2 separate regions of the Homo sapiens genome follow, and region 2 is linked to region 1. The links are chromatin loops, found by intact Hi-C in ENCODE. Cell type or tissue: chondrocyte. All regions are shown on one strand. Links, peaks and the distances in the headings refer to the core of each region. The heading gives the core; the rest is flanking DNA.

Region 1 (8,896 bases), core at 586-8,585:
TAATTTCCAATGATATGATTAAATTCAAATATGAAAACCTTTAAAAAATTAAAATCCCAAATATCTAATTTAAAGTCTAAAAGGGTGAAAATCTGAAAGAAAAAAAAAACCTGCTGTCTTTGTTGTGTGGTATGAATCCAAATAAATGAAAGTCCCAAATCCCAACCTTAAATGCAAAATCATTCTCCCCAGCTTCTCATTCTGTTCAATTTCAATTCTATGAATTCTCCACCTGCATTTTTTCAGGGACTGCAGCCTGACTGTCTTTCTGTGGAGTGGGTGCAGTTCCTTCTGGACCTCAGAAATTGTGTCTGTTTGCTGCTAAGTCCCTCAGGAGCCTCCCTTTTTAAGGATCCAAAGCATTCACAGAGCATACAAAATTAGACCTCACTGTGTTCCACATCTACAGATTTTAGAAAATATAGCAATCTCCAATTCCTAGAACATAATCATGTTCCAGAACCCAGCACTCCCTGTTGTCAAGATCATAACAGAAACTGAAAAGTACCTAAAAATAAAATACTGGTTTCAGATTTACTCAATTGCTGATCAACCCATGATGGTTGCCTGGGATCCATGATCGTCGCCCTAAAAATCAATAAGGACTGTGCAAGAATGTTTGGAGCAGCATTACGCAAAATAGACAAAAAAAAAAAAAAAAAAAGAAGCAATTCAATGCCTATCAGCTGATGAATGGATAAACAAAACTGTGATCTATCCAAAAACTATTCAGCTATAAAAATGAATTTATGTTGCTACATGCTACAATATAGATGAGCCTTGAAAACATTGTGCTAAGTGAGAGAAGCCAGGCACAAAAGACCATATATTTTATGATTCCATTTATATGAAATGTCCACAATAGGTATATTCATAGAGACAAAAAGTAGATTCGTGGTTGCCAGGAGATGGGAGGAAGGGAGAATTGGGACTGACTGCTAATAGGTACAGGGTTTCTTTTGGGGATGATGGAAATACTCTGGAGTTAGATAATAGTGATGGTTGTGCAACGTAGTTAATATACTAAAAATCAGTGAATTTTTTGTTCTTCTAAATTTACAGTAGCATCTAAAATAATGTCAGGAATTTCACCTTTGACAGGATGAAAAGCTATACTTTGATTCCATAAAAAGGATTAAAAGCAACCTATTATTAGAATTAACTGCTCTTTAATTTGAAGCATCTCGTGACATCAGTATGGTAGTGACATTATTTCACAGTGTGAACAATTCTCTTTGGGGTATTCCAGACAACCTCTTACAGCTATCACTTAATTTTTTTATATGCCAAGAATTTACAATCTAAAGTGAACAAAATTAATTTAGAGAAACAGTCAATCTAAATAAATATGAAACATTTTTTGCAGTGTAATAGGTAAATGTACTTTACATATTTTCATGTTTTACGTTCTTTATAGGCATAGGTTCCTTAAAATAACTATCACATGTTCAAGTTTATGATAACACTTTTTTAAGAGACATGTGTCTTCTATATTTATGTGGTCAGTGATATCACTATAGACCCTTAGTGGATGAGGCTATAAACATTTTACATAGGTTATATATTTATCATCTGCTTTCTTGAGAATGGAAATCCAGTTATGTGTTTATTTTCAAACCAAAATGTACTTTTTTAGATCATTTGTACGGCAAGGATTATTGCAAAAAAAGTTACAAACAGTAAAATAAATAATTACAGTTTTTTTCTACACAGAGTCACTATAGCGAGGTCTTCTTTGCCTGCATTTGTTTTCTTGCACTTAACCTGTAGTTTCGCGGGTGTCCCTCTGACCATTCCACCTGGCCTTGTGCATCTCCAGGCCCTAGCAAGGACTGTGGCTCAAGCAGCCGAGGTGAGCTGAGGTCGAGCTGTGGGAGCACCAGGGACAGCAGCTGACTCTCCCACCTCCACCCAGGCGTGGAAGGATTCTGCTATCCCAGGCATCGGTGTCAGTGCACAACCTCATTACAGCCACAGGCACCCTTCGTGAGGCCAGTGACACTGAGATGCTAGGTCAGTTTGGAAAGAGGGGCAGAAGCCAGAAGTGAAAAGGGAACAGTATTAAAATCCATCCTAGAGTATTTTTAAGGCAGCAGTTAAATATTTTATTTTATTTTAAATGAGAAAACATCACTATTCATGCCAATGCCAAATGGACAGGGGGTGGTTCAAGAGCTATAAACCCAGACTGTGCAGGACAAGCAAGTTATGACGTTTCTAGGACTTAGACAAAAGGAGGTTGTTATCTTGCGTTATTTCAAGGTACTGATGGGGCAAATGACATTTCTGTTGTTATTGGCAACAACAAAGACTGCCTTTTTTGGTTTCTGTCCCACAGCCTCTTCTGAAAGTGCCTCTTCCACTCTTTAAGTATGCTCTTTGGGAATGAATCTAGCCTTGACTCTCAGGGTTTAAAGCTCATGGGGTTTCTCCTAATCCATGCCCCTGTAGGACATTTCATCAGGAGCCTCCACTTACCTAGTTACATGGCTTGAAAGATGATCTGAATTCTGAAATGAGACGCCACCCCGAGCAGAGGGCCCAGCCAACCTGTGCCCAGATTCCTGACCCACAGAACTATGAGATAATTCATTTGTGTTGTTTTAAGCTGGTAAATTTGCGGTACTCAAAAACCAATGCAACTTTAAATAAGTATATCAACTGGAATAAACTAATTGTATTTATATATGTGTATTTATTTGTGTATCTGTGTATGTATACAAACAACGACAAAGAGGCTGTCCCTAACAAAACTCTAGACAGGCTTCTCTGAGCTCTTTTTTGACTAGGCCTCATCCTTAGAGTGTTCTCCAGAGCCCAGTTTTAGCAAGACTCCTGCCAAGTTGGTTTTGCCAGAATCTCCCACCCTTGATATCTGATCCAATTCCTTATTCCCCACCATTTCCCCAGTGATTATCTTATCACCCCAGCTTGCATTCAGCAAGAATCTTGTCAAGTCCATTTAGCCAGAAATCCTTCACCTGAAGTAGCTTCATGTGGTTTGTGTGCATTTTCAAATATTTAAAAGTGATCCACACTTTATACATGGTTCTAAATGCTTCTGTAAGATCTCAGGTTTCTTTTAGTTTGAACCTTTAATGTATTGCTTAAGCAAGTGGGTGAGGGAAGTGTGAATCCTGCCTGCCTTCTCTCAGCTCTCCCTCACTGAAGATGGGAATGCAGCCCTACTCAGTGGCACCTGGGACCCCTGGCTGCAGTGCCCAGGTGACATTCCTGTGGAGAAAAGCACTTTAGGACCAGCCTGCAGACACCCTCTCATGAATCTTCTGCTTTACCCTGAAGCCTGGGAGAAAACAAAGGGGAAAAATGTGAGAAGAACTACGCTGCCCTTCCCGAATAGAAACCTGTTGTGCAGAGGCACATGCAGCTGAGGACAGAGCTGCGCCATCTTACTGCACCTGCCTTTCTCTGCTCCCAGTGCATCCTGAGAGCTCAGATCCTTCTCTCTCTCCACGAAAGCCTCTTCTCTCCTCACCAAACTAATTGTATTAAATTTGCACATAGTTTCTGTGACCTCATCTGACAGACTGTTTTTGAGCTCCCTGTTGCCAATCTGTCTACTTTCCTGTTCACTTAAACCTAAGGGAATACATCAGCTGCAAGAGGTGACTCTGTTGCACTGTTGCTCCTGTATCCTCTTACAGATGTCACAATGACACTGATATCACACAGTGACATGAACCTTGATGTATGATACATGCAGAAAAAGAATGTGCCATGGTTAGCCCAGCAGTCGTTAAATGAGCTAAAATTGTGATAAGGGAAAAAGAAACACGTGTCAAACACCACATTCAAGGTACCCAGAAGTGAAAATGGAATAATCTTGACCGATTCATGATGGCAAAGCCACATTGCCTGTGTCATCCATGATCCTTCTCTATGATCAGTGTTTATGGAGTAGATCTATATGTAGCCTCTCTTACATAGAATAAGGTTCAATTGAAGGTGACAGAGAATCCCCAAAATAACAGTCCCTTAGAGAAGTTAGCATACTTCTTGCTCATGTAAAATCAGGCAGAGGCTTGGCCATCCAGGTTTGCTGTGGCAGCTCCGCTTCATGAGCCATCAAAATTCCGCACTCCCCAGCTGTGCCCAGGGCACAGCTCACTTCCTCATAGTCACATACGACTGCTGGAGCTCCAGGAAACACAACTGCATCCCAAGCTACAGTCATGAAAAAGGAGTAGAAAAAACAAAAGACCTCCTCCCATAAGGAAAGTCCCTGGAAGTCACAGACAAACAATTCCGCCTCTACCTCACTTTCCTGACTTTAGTTCCATGGCCACACTGACCTGCAAGGGAGGCTAAGAAGTGTAGTATCTACATGGATGATGATGTTAGCAACTGAATATGTGGGGCTGTAGTTACTAAGAAAAAATGGGAGAAAAAAATACCCGGAAGAAACTAGGATTCTTAGACACACAAAACACTTCATTCCATAATTGTAATGATTCCTTTTTAAGAAACTATTTTACATTAACAAGAAAAGACTTGGGAAATCCAACAGAACACCGAGAAGCATATGAATAGGTAATTCAAAGTAGGAAAAACTTTAATAGTTAAAAATATGTGAAGGGGAACTCAGAAAAATTAGTCATGAGATAAATGACACAAAAGAGCACTTTATATCAATTTATTAATTTTAGAAATTTGGATTATGCCATAATTAGTGGAAATGTAGGTGGACATGTTCATGCTTTATCTCAAAGATTCAGACACACTTGGAGATTTTCTTCGCACTTAGTGAAAATAATTATGCGTATACTTTATGTCCCAACCATCACATCCTGGGAATATTCCCCAGAGAAGAAGCCATGGAGGACATTTTCAAAGATCTTATTTGCAACATTTATTGCACAGCAAAGTTTACTAAATTTAGATGCCCTTTACTTGGAGATTTTTTGCATAAAACAGGGTTGTATTTATTGTATACATTTATATTTATATATGTATATATATTTCTAACTATATATCATAGCTTTTACAAACGATTTCACATAAATATATTTGCAGGTGGCAAGAGGGCCCAATGATCCCTAGTATAAATGTATTTGCATCTGTTTTTTGTTTGTGTGTGTTTATTTTCTGGCTGTGTTTGTTTTATACATTTATATTTATAGATGTATATATTTTTCTCTATTATAGAGATTACACTCAATTTCATCATGATGTAATATAGCTATATTAACTGTATATTCTATATGAAATATATATATGTGCACATATATACATACATACATACAAACAAAGCACTATCGGTAGGCCTCAAAAACAGTGGGTGTTTACCATCTGCAAAGGGGCCATGTAATGTGGCTTTTTGGCTCCCTGCCAGTAGGTGGCAGCATTGCCCAACAGCCAGGAGTGTAAAAGTACGTGCATCTGTGTGTGGGAGGGTGTGTGTCTTTGTGTGAGATTTTTGGGTTATGTACAGTTTATGTGTGTGTGTGTGTGTGTGTATGCCCACATGCTTGGGGGTGTATAATTTATATATGAATATACATACATACAAATATTTATATATGAATATATGTACATACATACATCCATATTTGTATATAAATCTATGTGGTTATGTATGTTTACTAAGTAATACATGTTTTTACGTATTAATTTACATATGTAGGCTTTCTTGTTCCTGCCTGGAGGCACAGCACCACAAAGGGAAAGAGCTCTAAAAAGTTCCATGCATAAATATCTATGTTTTAATTTGTATTTATGTATATGTTGATGCAAATATTTATATATGTTATCTATTTCTTCGTATATTAAAAATATAGACATGGATTTGTGTATGTGTTTATTTGAGTTATGCCTTAGCTGGTGCCCTGTATGTGTGAAGCACTCCAGACCGGCAGACCGCACTGCTCCATTCTCCAGAGCAGCAGTTTCCACACACTGAGCCCCACCAATTGTTTACCTTCTGGGAGAGTGGAAGGCACAGCTGTTCCATCTGGTTGCTACCTCCCTGAGCTTCAAAAAACAGAAGAGATAGGGCTTTCTTTTGGGTGTAAGGCGATACATTTTTCAGCCTAGACTTGGCGACCCGAAGTCTGTGCAGAAAGCTAGCACTGCTGCTGTCCCAAGGCCAGATGCCAGGCCCGGAACCTCAGGGCTCCCTGGGGACTCCCCACTTGTGCGCGTGCAGTTCAGCCTCCTGGGATGGACCTGCGTCACCCACAAGCTGGACCCGAATTCTCTGAAAGGCATCATCCATCCCCTGTGGATGGCCATATCTAGCATCTACCTCTGACCTGGTTTTCCTCGTTTGCCACCTACACTGTGGACCAGAAAGTTTTGTCAAGCCAGACCCGTTTCCATGATTCTCTAAGTTTTGGACGAAGCCTCGAGCCCATAGGCTCCCAGGTGTCTTTTTTTTTTTTTAATTATTATTTTAGATGGAGTCTCGCTCTGTCGCTCAGGCTGGATATAGTGGTGCGATCTTGTCCCGCTGCAACCTCCGCCTTCCAGGTTCAAGTGATTCTTCTGCCTCAGCCTCCTGAGTAGCTGGGATTACAGGCACCCACCACCATGCCCCGCTAGTTTTTTTATAGTTTTAGTAGAGATGGGTTTTCCCCACGTTGGCCAGGCTGGTCTCGAACTCCTGACCTCAAGTGATCCGCCCGCCTTGGCCTCCCTCTCAGGTGTCTTTAATCCAAGTGTTCTCCGGGTCTGCCCTGGTTTCTCGAGATGCAGCTGGGGCCTGTGGTAACAGGCTCATGCAGGTCTGTGCAGTCTTCAGAATAAATTGGGGGTCACTTTCCTGTTCCCCAAATGCTCTCAGGAGCACTCAGAGCCATCCTGTCCTGGCCTCGCTGTCCCTCTGGCCCAAGAGCCCTTTACCCCACCCAGATTCACGCTGCACCCAGTGCCTCCTGTGTGTTCAGACCTAGCCTGTTTTCATCCTCCTGGAAAGCCTCCCCTGCCTCCACCCAAACTGAGACGCCTCTCTATGTCCCCACCTCAACTATCAAAAGAGGAGGCCCTGTCCTGACTGACAGCTTCTGCATAAGTGGGCAGCTTTCCCACTAGAAGACGATGGCCCTTGACTGGATCTGGTCAAAGGGCCATGTTCAGGTGTTTGTCATTTGTGGAGGCTCACACGGAACTGGCAGAAAGGAGGCTTCAGGCCTTTTGTTCACTCCACTGCCAGTCTGCAGTAAGGGGGCCCAACGGCTTCTAGTATAAGTGCAAGTGCATCTGTGTGGACTTGGGGTGACATGTTTGGGTTATGTTTATTTTATACATAGAGACTTGTACATATATACCTATATTTATATATTTGTTCACGTTTTTCTATATATAAATATAGATAATTACACAGAATATTTACATTCACTTATGTATATAAATATGTCTGTATTTATGTGTGTGGATGGATAGATAGATAGATAGATAGATAGATAGATAGATAGATAGATACATAGGGAGATAGGTTTTCTTCTTGCCTAAATGGAGAAACACCACCATGGACAGGCAGAAAGCACTACACAGTTTCCTGTATGAATATATATATGTATATATATGAATCTTTATTTATATGCTGACACATATATTCACATGTCACACATGCCCTTCTATCTTTAACAAACACACATTTCTGTGTGTGGATATATCTATTTCTCGCTATGTCTTAGCTGGGGCCCTGCATGTGTGAAACACTCCAGATCGACAGCCTGGGGCTCCCTGTTCCTCCAGATCAGTGATTCCCAAAGCTCAGGCCCCATCCAGTGTTGATTCTCTGGCCCAGAGGGAAGATGCAGCTGTGCATTTGACTTTGGGCGTCAGGACCATTGCTTCCCTCGGTGTTTGGGGGAAGTCACGCTGCTGCTCTTGGTCCCCAAGGCACTTGCTCTCAAAGGCACTCGGTGCAGTCTCACTGTGGCCTGCCTGTCCCTCCACCCTGCGCCATCTTACTGCACCTGCCTTTCTCCGCTCCCAGTGCATCCTGAGGGTCAGACCCTTCTTTCTCTCCATGGAAAGCCTCTTCTCTCCTCACCAAACTAATCATATTGCCCACACCTGAAGTGTTCCAAAGAAGCCCAGCTAACCTGATGCACAAGTTCTGGGAAACTGCCCATTTTTCTCAATGGAGGGTGATGGCCCTTGGACTGCCTCTTGTTAAAGGGCAATGGCCAGGTGTTTCCCATCCACGACCAGTGACATGGACCTGGCAGGAAAGGACTCCTGCTGGCCTTAGGGTTTCCTAGGCTGCTAGTAGGTGGCATGAAGGCCCCAGGGGACCAATGGCCCCTAATATTCACGCAGGTACATCTGTTTGTAGCACATGTGGGTTTTTCAGTGAGTTTTGGATAATGATTATTTTATACATAGGTGTTTGTATTTACATGCTTATTTTAAATATATTGTTTGTATTTATATATTTATTTTAAATATATCTATTTATATATAAATCTATATAATTATACCAAATATTCAAATTTATTCCTTCATAAGAATATGTATATTTTATGTTTTGTAATCACCTGCATGGAGAAACACCAAGGTAGACTGGTGGAGAGTGCAGCAAAGATCTACGTCGACACATGTATATTTCAATTTATTTGTTGATACACATGTTTACATGCTACACACTTTCTGGGTTGTACTGTCATAAAGAAGGGCACCTCAGAATACCTTTAAATGTAAACACATTTATGTGTGCGAGTATATTTATTTCTAGTTATATCATAGGTGGTGCCCTGTATGTATGAGACATTTCAGACTAGCAGACTGGGCTGCACTGTTTCTGCAGATCAGTGATTTTAAAACACTGAGACCCACTGAGTGTTGATCGTCTGGTCACGTGAGAAGACGCAGCTTCACGCTGGACGTCCAGATCAGAGACATTATTTCCCTTGGTGTTTGGGCCAGCTTG
Region 2 (8,896 bases), core at 449-8,448, 470 kb after region 1:
TTAATCTGCGATACCAGGGAGGCCCTCCTGAAAGTGTACTTTCCCAGGACTAACCGGGCAACAAGGGTTCATATGAGAAAAGCCCCATTGTAGGGGTGGGTTGCCCCTACACACCTGTGGGTGTTTCTCGTAAGGTGGGACGACAGATTTGGAAAAGAAAAAGACACAGAGACAAAGTATAGAGAAAGAAAGAAGGGGACCCGGGGAACCAGCGTTCAGCATATGGAGGATCCCGCCAGCCTCTGAGTTCCCTTAATATTTATTGATCATCCGTGGGTGTTTCTCGAAGAGGGGGATGTGTCAGGGTCACAAGACAATTGTGGGGAGAGGGTCAGCAGACAAACACGTGAACAAAGGTCTTTGCATCATAGACAATGTAAAGGATTAAGTGCTGTGCTTTTAGATATGCATACACATAAACATCTCAATGCTTTACAAAGCAGTATCGCTGCCCGCAGGTCCCACCTCCAGCCCTAAGGCGGTTTTTCCCTATCTCAGTAGATGGAGCATACAATCGGGTTTTATACCGAGACATTCCATTGCCCAGGGACAGGCAGGAGACAGATGCCTTCCTCTTGTCTCAACTGCAAGAGGCATTCCTTCCTCTTTTACTAATCCTCCTCAGCACAGACCCTTTACGGGTGTCGGGCTGGGGGACGGTCAGGTCTTTCCCTTCCCACGAGGCCATATTTCAGACTATCACATGGGGAGAAACCTTGGACAATACCTGGCTTTCCTAGGCAGAGGTCCCTGCGGCCTTCCGCAGTTTTTGTGTCCCTGGGTACTTGAGATTAGGGAGTGGTGATGACTCTTAAGGAGCATGCTGCCTTCAAGCATCTGTTTAACAAAGCACATCCTGCACCGCCCTTAATCCATTCAACTCTGAGTTGACACAGCACATGTTTCAGAGAGCACGGGGTTGGGGGTAAGGTCATAGATTAACAGAATCTCAAGGCAGAAGAATTTTTCTTAGTACATAACAAAATGGAGTCTCCTATGTCTACTTCTTTCTACACAGACACAGTAACAATCTGATCTCTCTTGCTTTTCCCCACACCCCATAGGGATAGAACTTCTTAAGACAAACTCTCCTGAGAGCTTGACACATTTGGAACAAAAAATGTGCTGCCTAAAATCTTACACGTCTGAGGTCCCCAGCCAATTTTAGACTGGCCACTGGATGGGACCCAAACATCACACTTCTCAGATGGTGGAGACCAACTGTGCTCCCACTTGGTTAAAAGCCAAGCTCTCAAGGACATGAAACAAGATCAGAGGGGAACTTCATGTGGTTTTATTTGGGGAACAAATAGTAAAGTTTGCCTGAATAGACACCAGTCTGATCAGAGCCATAAATCTGACCAGTCTTCAGAGGTGGCTCGAAATCGTGTTTCTAGGGGTTCTGGACCCCTGTTCTATTCTGAGGTGCCCTTCTTTGTGACAGTACAACCCAGAGAGACAAACAGAGAGTGAGAGACTATTTCTAGGAGGAAAAGGGATCAAACAACATGATTATTCATGCCAAAGACTACACAAGAGTCGCTACATGCACTACTAGTCACACAAATCTTTTTCTTCCACTAATCAAGATTTTATGGAGAAATAAAAGACAACAATTTTCACCATCTGCTCAAACAGATTCCACACAGAGGCCGGCAGCCTGGCTGATAAGGATTTCTTACTCTTCTGCCAGCTGCTCTGGTCCTGGGTTCCCTTGGCTGCAGCTTCCGGAAGAGCAGGTTTCGGTATTCTGCTCACAGCCGCAAAATGATAGAGCACAAGGGAACACTTCCCCTTTGCGCTCTAAAGTTTCACTGAAAAATCGACTGGCCAAGTGCAGATTAAGAGGAGAAATGGCATGCAGGGCTATTGATGTGCGCAAGGGAGAACCACAAAGTGCTGACCCCAACCTCCAATAGTGCTTAGCACAGCTACCACCTAGAGGCCACGGAAACAATGGGGGCTCACGGCATGGCCAGAAACAAGTGATGGCAAGATCAGGTTATAGTGGCAAGGCAGGCTATAAGAGAGAAGAGAAGGCCCGGCTTGCAAATGAGGTCTTGTTATATAGATGATACTTTACAGCCAACAGCCCTCAGAGAGGGTAGATGGTAGAGGTTCCTTTAAAAGTGGGGTGAAATATTTGTATTTACTTCACTGTGCTAGCCCATAGTATCCTCATCTCTTCTTAGAAGCTCAGGTAGGTAGCGGCTAGATAGGACTGGAATGAAATACTAATGAATTGTACTGGGTCCTGCAGTCTTTTGAAATCTCTCTTTTCCCTAAAACAGCCAGGCAACACTCTCTGACCTCTCCTTTGGTGGGAGACTGACTTCTCCCAACCACGAAGGGAGGAAATGGTCCTGGTGCTCGAAGTCCAGTGTGCAGCTGCATCTTCCTGCTGGACCAGAAGATCAACACTGGGTGGGGTCCCAGGGTTTTAAAATCACTGATCTGGACAGTGAGGCTCAGTCTGTCAATCAGAGTGTTTTACACATAGAGGGCGCCAGCCAAAATATAACTAGAAATAAACCGATATACCCACGCGTTAATGTGTGTATATATATATAGATATAGAATTATGCTTAAAGTTCTGGGGTACATGTGCAGAACATGCAGGTTTCTTACGTAGTTATACACGTGCCATGGAGGTTTGCTGCACCCATCAACCCACCATCTACATTAGGTATTTCTGCTCATGCTATCCCTCCTCTAGCAGCCCAACCCCTGACAGGCCCCGGTGTGTGATGTTCCCCTCCCTGTGTCCATGTGTTCTCATTGTTCAACTCCCACTTATGAGTGAGAGCATGCGGTGTTTGGTTTTCTGTTCTTGTGTTAGTTTGCTAAGAATGATGGTTTCCAGCTTCATCCATGTCCCTGCAAAGGACATGAATTCATCCTTTTTTATGGCTGCATAGTTAAAAATACACACATTATTCCTCAAGGATAATGTGTATATTTTTTACTATATAAAGTAATATATACCATATGTAAATATATGGTAAACATATAAGTAAATAAATAAAATAGAGATGTTTACACATAAACTATGTGATGCTGTCTTTTATTCTGAGGTGGTGTTTCTTCATGGAGGTTAGCAGCAACTTATGTATATATAACTAGAGAGACTACATGTAATTACATGTATGAACATGTATTTCTCTGTATCTATAAAGACAAATATTTATTTATTAAAAAAACATAATCCCCAAATCTCATATAATCACACATGTCCCCCCACCCCACCGCAGATGCAATTCCACATTCCCTGGAGGATCTCACATAAACACGCACACACTCTCACACACACACATGCACATACACACACACACAGATGCACTTCCAAGTTCCCTGGAGGATCTCACATAACACACACACATGCGCGCGCACACACACAAACACACAGATGCACTTCCATGTTCCCTGGGAGACACTGTGCTTTTCTGCCACCTTGTGGTAGCACAGGGAGCCAAAAAGCCCACAGAGTCTTTTTCTGCCAGTTTTATAAGACATTTTATAGTTGGCAAATACCTGGCCATTGGCCTTTAACCAGAACAAGCCCACTGGCTGTTGCCCTCTGTTGGAAAAGCTGCCCACACCTCCAGAACCTCTCAATGAGACTAGGCGCCCATGTTTTGAGTACGTAAGGTACTCGATGTTGTCCCACATCCGGTGGGTGAAGAAGAGGCTTTCCTGGGAGAAGAGAAAATGCTGGGTCTGAGCTTGCAGAATGCGCTGGGGGCAGTGCAGTTGTGGGGGGTTATGGTGGTACATGGCCAGAGGGGCGGAGGAGGACTGGGCGGGGTGCCCCTGAGAGCTTCTGGATGCCTAAGCCTACGTAGACTGAGAAAACCTGTTAGGACAGGGTCTCACGGGCCTGAGGAATACCTGGATGAAAGGCAGTAGGAGAGCCATGAGCCTGAGACCTCACACTAGTGTGAGCAGCAGGGAAACAGGGGTCTGGCTTAACAAAACCCCCTGGACTGCAATACAGGTGGTTGACAAGGAAGAACAGTTCAGTGGTAGAGTGCTGGGCACTGCCTTCCCAGCTGGATGAATAATGCCTGTCCCCAAGCCAGGGCCCAGCTTGTGGTTGAGGCGGTCCATTGTGGTGGATTCAAGTGCGCTTGCTCAAGTGGGGATGCTACTGACATGAATATATGCATCAACATGGAAATAATTTAAACATTGATATACAGATATTTGTGCATACAACATCGTAGTGCTGTTTACCAGATTGTAGTGCTGTTTCTCTATGCAAAGGAGTAAGAATCATCTATGCGCAAATACACACACACACACACACACACACACACACACACACACACGGAAACTATAATATTGTACCCAGAATATACTTATTTGACATATTTTGAGATGGCCCTTCAGAGGGCCTGCAATCAGAATAAGCCCTGCAAAGTTGTCTTTTGCAGATGAGATTTGCAACTTTATAGAAAAGCTGCATTGATAGAGTCATAATTGAAGCTTCCGAGGCCCTTCCTTGTCTGGATGTAAGAAAGTTCAACTGAGAGTCTGACACCTGTAGAGGTCTGAAAAAAAAAACATTTACCGTCTCTTTCTCTGAGGGCTACTATCTGTGAGGATTCTTGTAAATAACAAGACCACCTTTCCTAGCCAGGCCTTTCTTTCTCCTCTGATAACTGGTTTTGCCACCATTCCCTGTTTTGCCATATCCATACCCCTATTCTTTGTGTTACCTGAAGATGTCATAAAATATCAACCCTTTGCTTCTATATTCTGTACAATTCATGTGCATGTTAATACATTTGCATGCTTTTTCTCAGATTAATCTGCCTTTGGTCAGATGTTACTTAAGAGAAACTCTAGAGGGAAAAGGAGAAGTTTGCCCTTGGCCTGTACAATATATTTATACCTCAATAAATATAGAGATCATATATAGAGACATATGTGTATAATATATAGAGATAAACATATAGACATATATAAATATAAATATATAAAATAAATACAACCAGAAAATAAACACACACAAACACAAAAACAGAGCAAATACATTTATACTAGGGGGCACTAGGCCATCTTGCTACCTGCTAACTGTGAAGGGTGCCACAAAGGCTACAAGAGGTTTTTTTGTTTTGTTTTGTGTTTTTTTTTTTTTTGAGATGTGGTCTCACTCTGCCACCCAGGCTGCGGTGCAATGGTGCGATCTTGGCTCATTGCAACCTCTGCCTCCCAGGTTCAAGCAATTCTGCCTCAGCCTCCCGAGTAGCTGGGATTACAGGCATGGGCAACCACACCCAGATAATTTTTGTATTTTTAGTAGAGACGGGGTTTCACCATGTTGGCCAGGCTGGTCTCGAACTCCTGACCTCAGGGGATCCATCCTCCTTGGCTGCCCAAAGTGCTGGGATTACAGGCGTGAGCCACCATGCCCAGCTTGACCACAGGAGTTTTACCCCGTCACTTCCAAGTGACCCTACACTGATGGCAAACACCAGTCCATCACCCTTTTTTTTTTTTTTTCTGAGACGGAGTCTCACTTCTGTCACCCAGGCTGGAGTGCAGTGGCGCGATCTCGGCTCCCTGCAAGCTCCGCCTCCTGGGTTCACGCCATTCTCCTGCCTCAGCCTCCCAAGTAGCTGGGACTACAGGCGCCCCCCACCATGCCAAGCTAATTTTGTATTTTTAGTAGAGGCAGGGTTTCACCATGTTAGTTAGCCAGGATGGTCTCGATCTCCTGACCTTGTGATCCACCCGCCTCGGCCTCCCAAAGTGCTGGGATTACAGGCGTGAGCCACCTCGCCCAGCCCAGCCCATCACCCATTAACCAGACCCAGCCCAGGTGCTGTCACCCTCCAGGGCAAAAGTTGTCCACATCCCCAGAACCTGGCAATCAGGATCAGTGCTCTCCTTTTGAACCCCTTAAGTGCATATGTGGTGTCCTGTTTAAATGGGTAGAGAAGGGCCTTTGTGCAGAGAGAAAGAAAGGCCAGGTCTGAGCCTTCAGCATGTGCTGGGGGCAGTAGCGAGTGCGGGAGGAGCACGATGGTGAAAGGCTGCAGGGACAGTGAGGCCAGGGAAGGTCTCTGCTGAGGACCATTGACAGCTTTCAGGAACCAGGAGAATGGGTCAGACTCTGAAGGCTACTCAGTTCTGAGGAAGTTTGTTCCAGCCAGTTTCATCTGGATTGAGAAAACTCTGCAGTTGTTCCTGAGGTACTTGAGGAGTCAGGTGCATGAGATTTCTCTCATAAGAATAAAGCACATGGAAAACAGGGTTCTGGCTTTCTAGACTCCAAAATAGGTGGCAGGCAAAGAAAACCACTTCAGAAAAAGTCTGTTGGACACTGCTGACTCAGTGAATGGAGTCACCAAACTAAAGCCTAGCTTGTGCAGTGATGAGAGTCTATCATGTCAGATACGAACTGCACATGCACAAGCCAGGAAGCTACAGAGAGCCCTGAGACCCTGGGCTAGGGATCTAGTCTTGGCCAGAAGCACTGCTAGCTTCCCAGCTGGCCTCTGCATCCAAAGACCAGGCTGAAGTGCATGGACCTCCAGAAAGCCCATCTTTTCTACTTTTAAAATCTCATGGAGGTACCAACCAGATAGGACTTGAATGGAAGATCACCTGATATTACCCTGTTCCATAGGCTTTTGGCATCTCCATTCATTCCGGAACAGCCAGTCAGCCCTCTCTGCTGTGTCCCAGAGCACCAGGAAGTGAGTAACAGTCCTAGAGTGAGACATGGAGGATACAGCCAAGTATCAGAGGTGAGTGGCCAGGCAGCCAGTTGCTCTTCTGTCTCATCCCCTCTGCATGAACATTGTGGGGAGGAGGTCTGGGTGATAGCAACCATTTGGAGTCTCCTCCTTCCTCACTGGAGAATAGCAAGACCTGAGGTCTGCAAGGACCCCACCATCTTGCCTTCGTTGGGGGTTCCTCAGCAGCCAACCGCCTATGCTCCGGGTCTTCAGTTCTGATTTTGATGATTCCTGGGGATGCTATAGAGTTGTCACCTGCCTTGACAGTAAGTGTGTGGGAGCTGGGTTTACTCTGGCAGAAAGAGAAGTACAGGGACTCCTCAGGAGCAAAGCCTCTTCAGGAAAGAAGAGTTGACCTCAGGCGTCTCTTTCAGGAGTGCTGGCTCGCTGCTGCTTCTACACGTCACCGTACTGGGGGAATCCTATGTGAAGCCGCCCCATGTCCTGTCTGCCTGGATACTCACCATGCAGATAGCTCTCTGCATTCAGCAGGGTCTGGCTTAGGCCCTCTCCTGGGGGCCGGAGACCCCTCTGTTCTTCTCCAGACCCTGCAGAATTCTGGAGAGGAGAGGAAGGTGGAACACACACTTTCTTCCTGCTTTTCTAGGTTGCTGGGTCATCTCTCTCCTTCTTTTAGCTACGAACTCACAGTCCACCCACTTCTTCTTCTTTACAAGCCCCTTGGGTCCTCCAAGAACCAAAGTAAAAAAATGCTTTAAAAATGCGCAGGTCCATTCTACTTCCACCCTGCCATGTAGCTTCCCTGAAGTGACGCTGCACAGGTTCTTCCATCTGCTTGTGGGGGAGGAGTTTCATCTGCTTGTGGAAAATAAAAGGCAAGCAAGGGGTACAACTTAATTTTTTTTTTCTTTTGACAACTTAATTTTTTTTTTCTCTTGAGACGGAGTCTCGCTCTATCACCAGGCTGGAGTGCAGTGGCGCAATTTCGGCTCACTGCAACCTCCACCTTCCGGGTTCAAGTGATTCTCCTACCTCAGCCTCCTGAGTAGCTGGGACTACAGGTCCCTGCCACCATGCCCGGCTAATTTTTGTATTTTTAGTAGAGATGGGGTTTCACCATGTTGGCCTGGCTGGTCTCAATCTCTTGACCTCATGATCCACCCACCTTGGCCTCCCAAAGTTCTGGGATTACAGGCGTGAGCCACCACGCCTGGGCGGGATACAACTTAACATTTTTTTTAAAAAATAATATTTAGGAAAAACAATCATAAAGATATTGATTATAAAAGCCCACGATTTTGGTATAAATTTGTCCACCTGAAATAATCAAAGAAAGAGAATCCCATTTCCAAGAGTTTATTCAAATGAAAAGCTGGGAAAACCCTTTCATCTTGGTAAGTGTAGGAGTGGGAGAAATAGCATGCTTAAGTCATTTATTTATAGACAGCCATCCAGTTCTTAGAATATACTCACTGTATTCACACAACACTGTTTTTGAGGCCTACTAATAGTGCTTTATTTGTATGTATGTATGCATATATGTGCACAAATATCTATTTTCTATAGAATATATAGTTAATATAGCTATATTGCATCATGATGAAATTGTGTGTAATTGCTATAATATATATAAAGAAAAATATATACATCTATATAAATGTATAAAATAAACACAATCAGAAAATAAACACACGCAAGCAAAAAACAGATGCAAATACATTTATACTAGGGACCATTGGGTCCTCTTGCCACCTGCAAATACATTTACATAAAATTGTATGTAAAAGCTATGATATATACAGAGAAATATATATATGTATATCAATATAAATGTATACAATAAACACAACCATGTCTTATGCATAAATTCTCCAAGTAAAAGCCATCTAAATTTAGCATACTTTGCAGTACAATAAATGTTGCAAATAAGATCTTTGAAAATGTCCTCTATGGCTTCTTGTCAGGGGAATATTCCCAGGATTTGATGGTTGGGGACATAAAGTATATGCATAATTATTTTCACTAAGTACGAAGAAAATCTCCAAGTGTGTCTGAATCCTTGAGATAAAACATGACATGTCCACATACATTTCCAGTAATTTTGGCATAATCCAAATTTCTAAAATTAATAAACTGATATAAAGTGCTTTCTTTTTTCTTTTTTTTTTTTTGAGACGGAGTTTCACTCT

Evidence for each region. Peaks named below come from ENCODE experiments on the same cell type or tissue, not always from the same donor. Only the 100,000 strongest peaks of a DNase experiment are listed, where the experiment ranks them.
Region 2: a loop joins it to region 1, with 12 times the contacts of the local background. A loop is called at or near these places in 31 of 110 quality-filtered maps.

What each region holds. Positions count from the first base shown.
Region 1 is chr10:27,357,225-27,366,120 of GRCh38, reverse strand. No RefSeq gene overlaps it. Among named protein-coding and RNA genes, the nearest start is that of LINC02673, 18 kb to the right of the region's middle. In chondrocyte, for the core only: CTCF peaks have their summits at 5,117 and 5,354 (motif pointing right); no DNase peak of the experiment used is centred there.
Region 2 is chr10:26,885,630-26,894,525 of GRCh38, reverse strand. It overlaps LOC124902398 (a long non-coding RNA gene), which reads left to right and starts at 6,635. Exons shown (of 2, transcript XR_007062093.1): 1 at 6,635-6,755; 2 at 7,121-8,638. RefSeq lists an enhancer at 1-558. In chondrocyte, for the core only: a CTCF peak has its summit at 3,458 (motif pointing left); no DNase peak of the experiment used is centred there.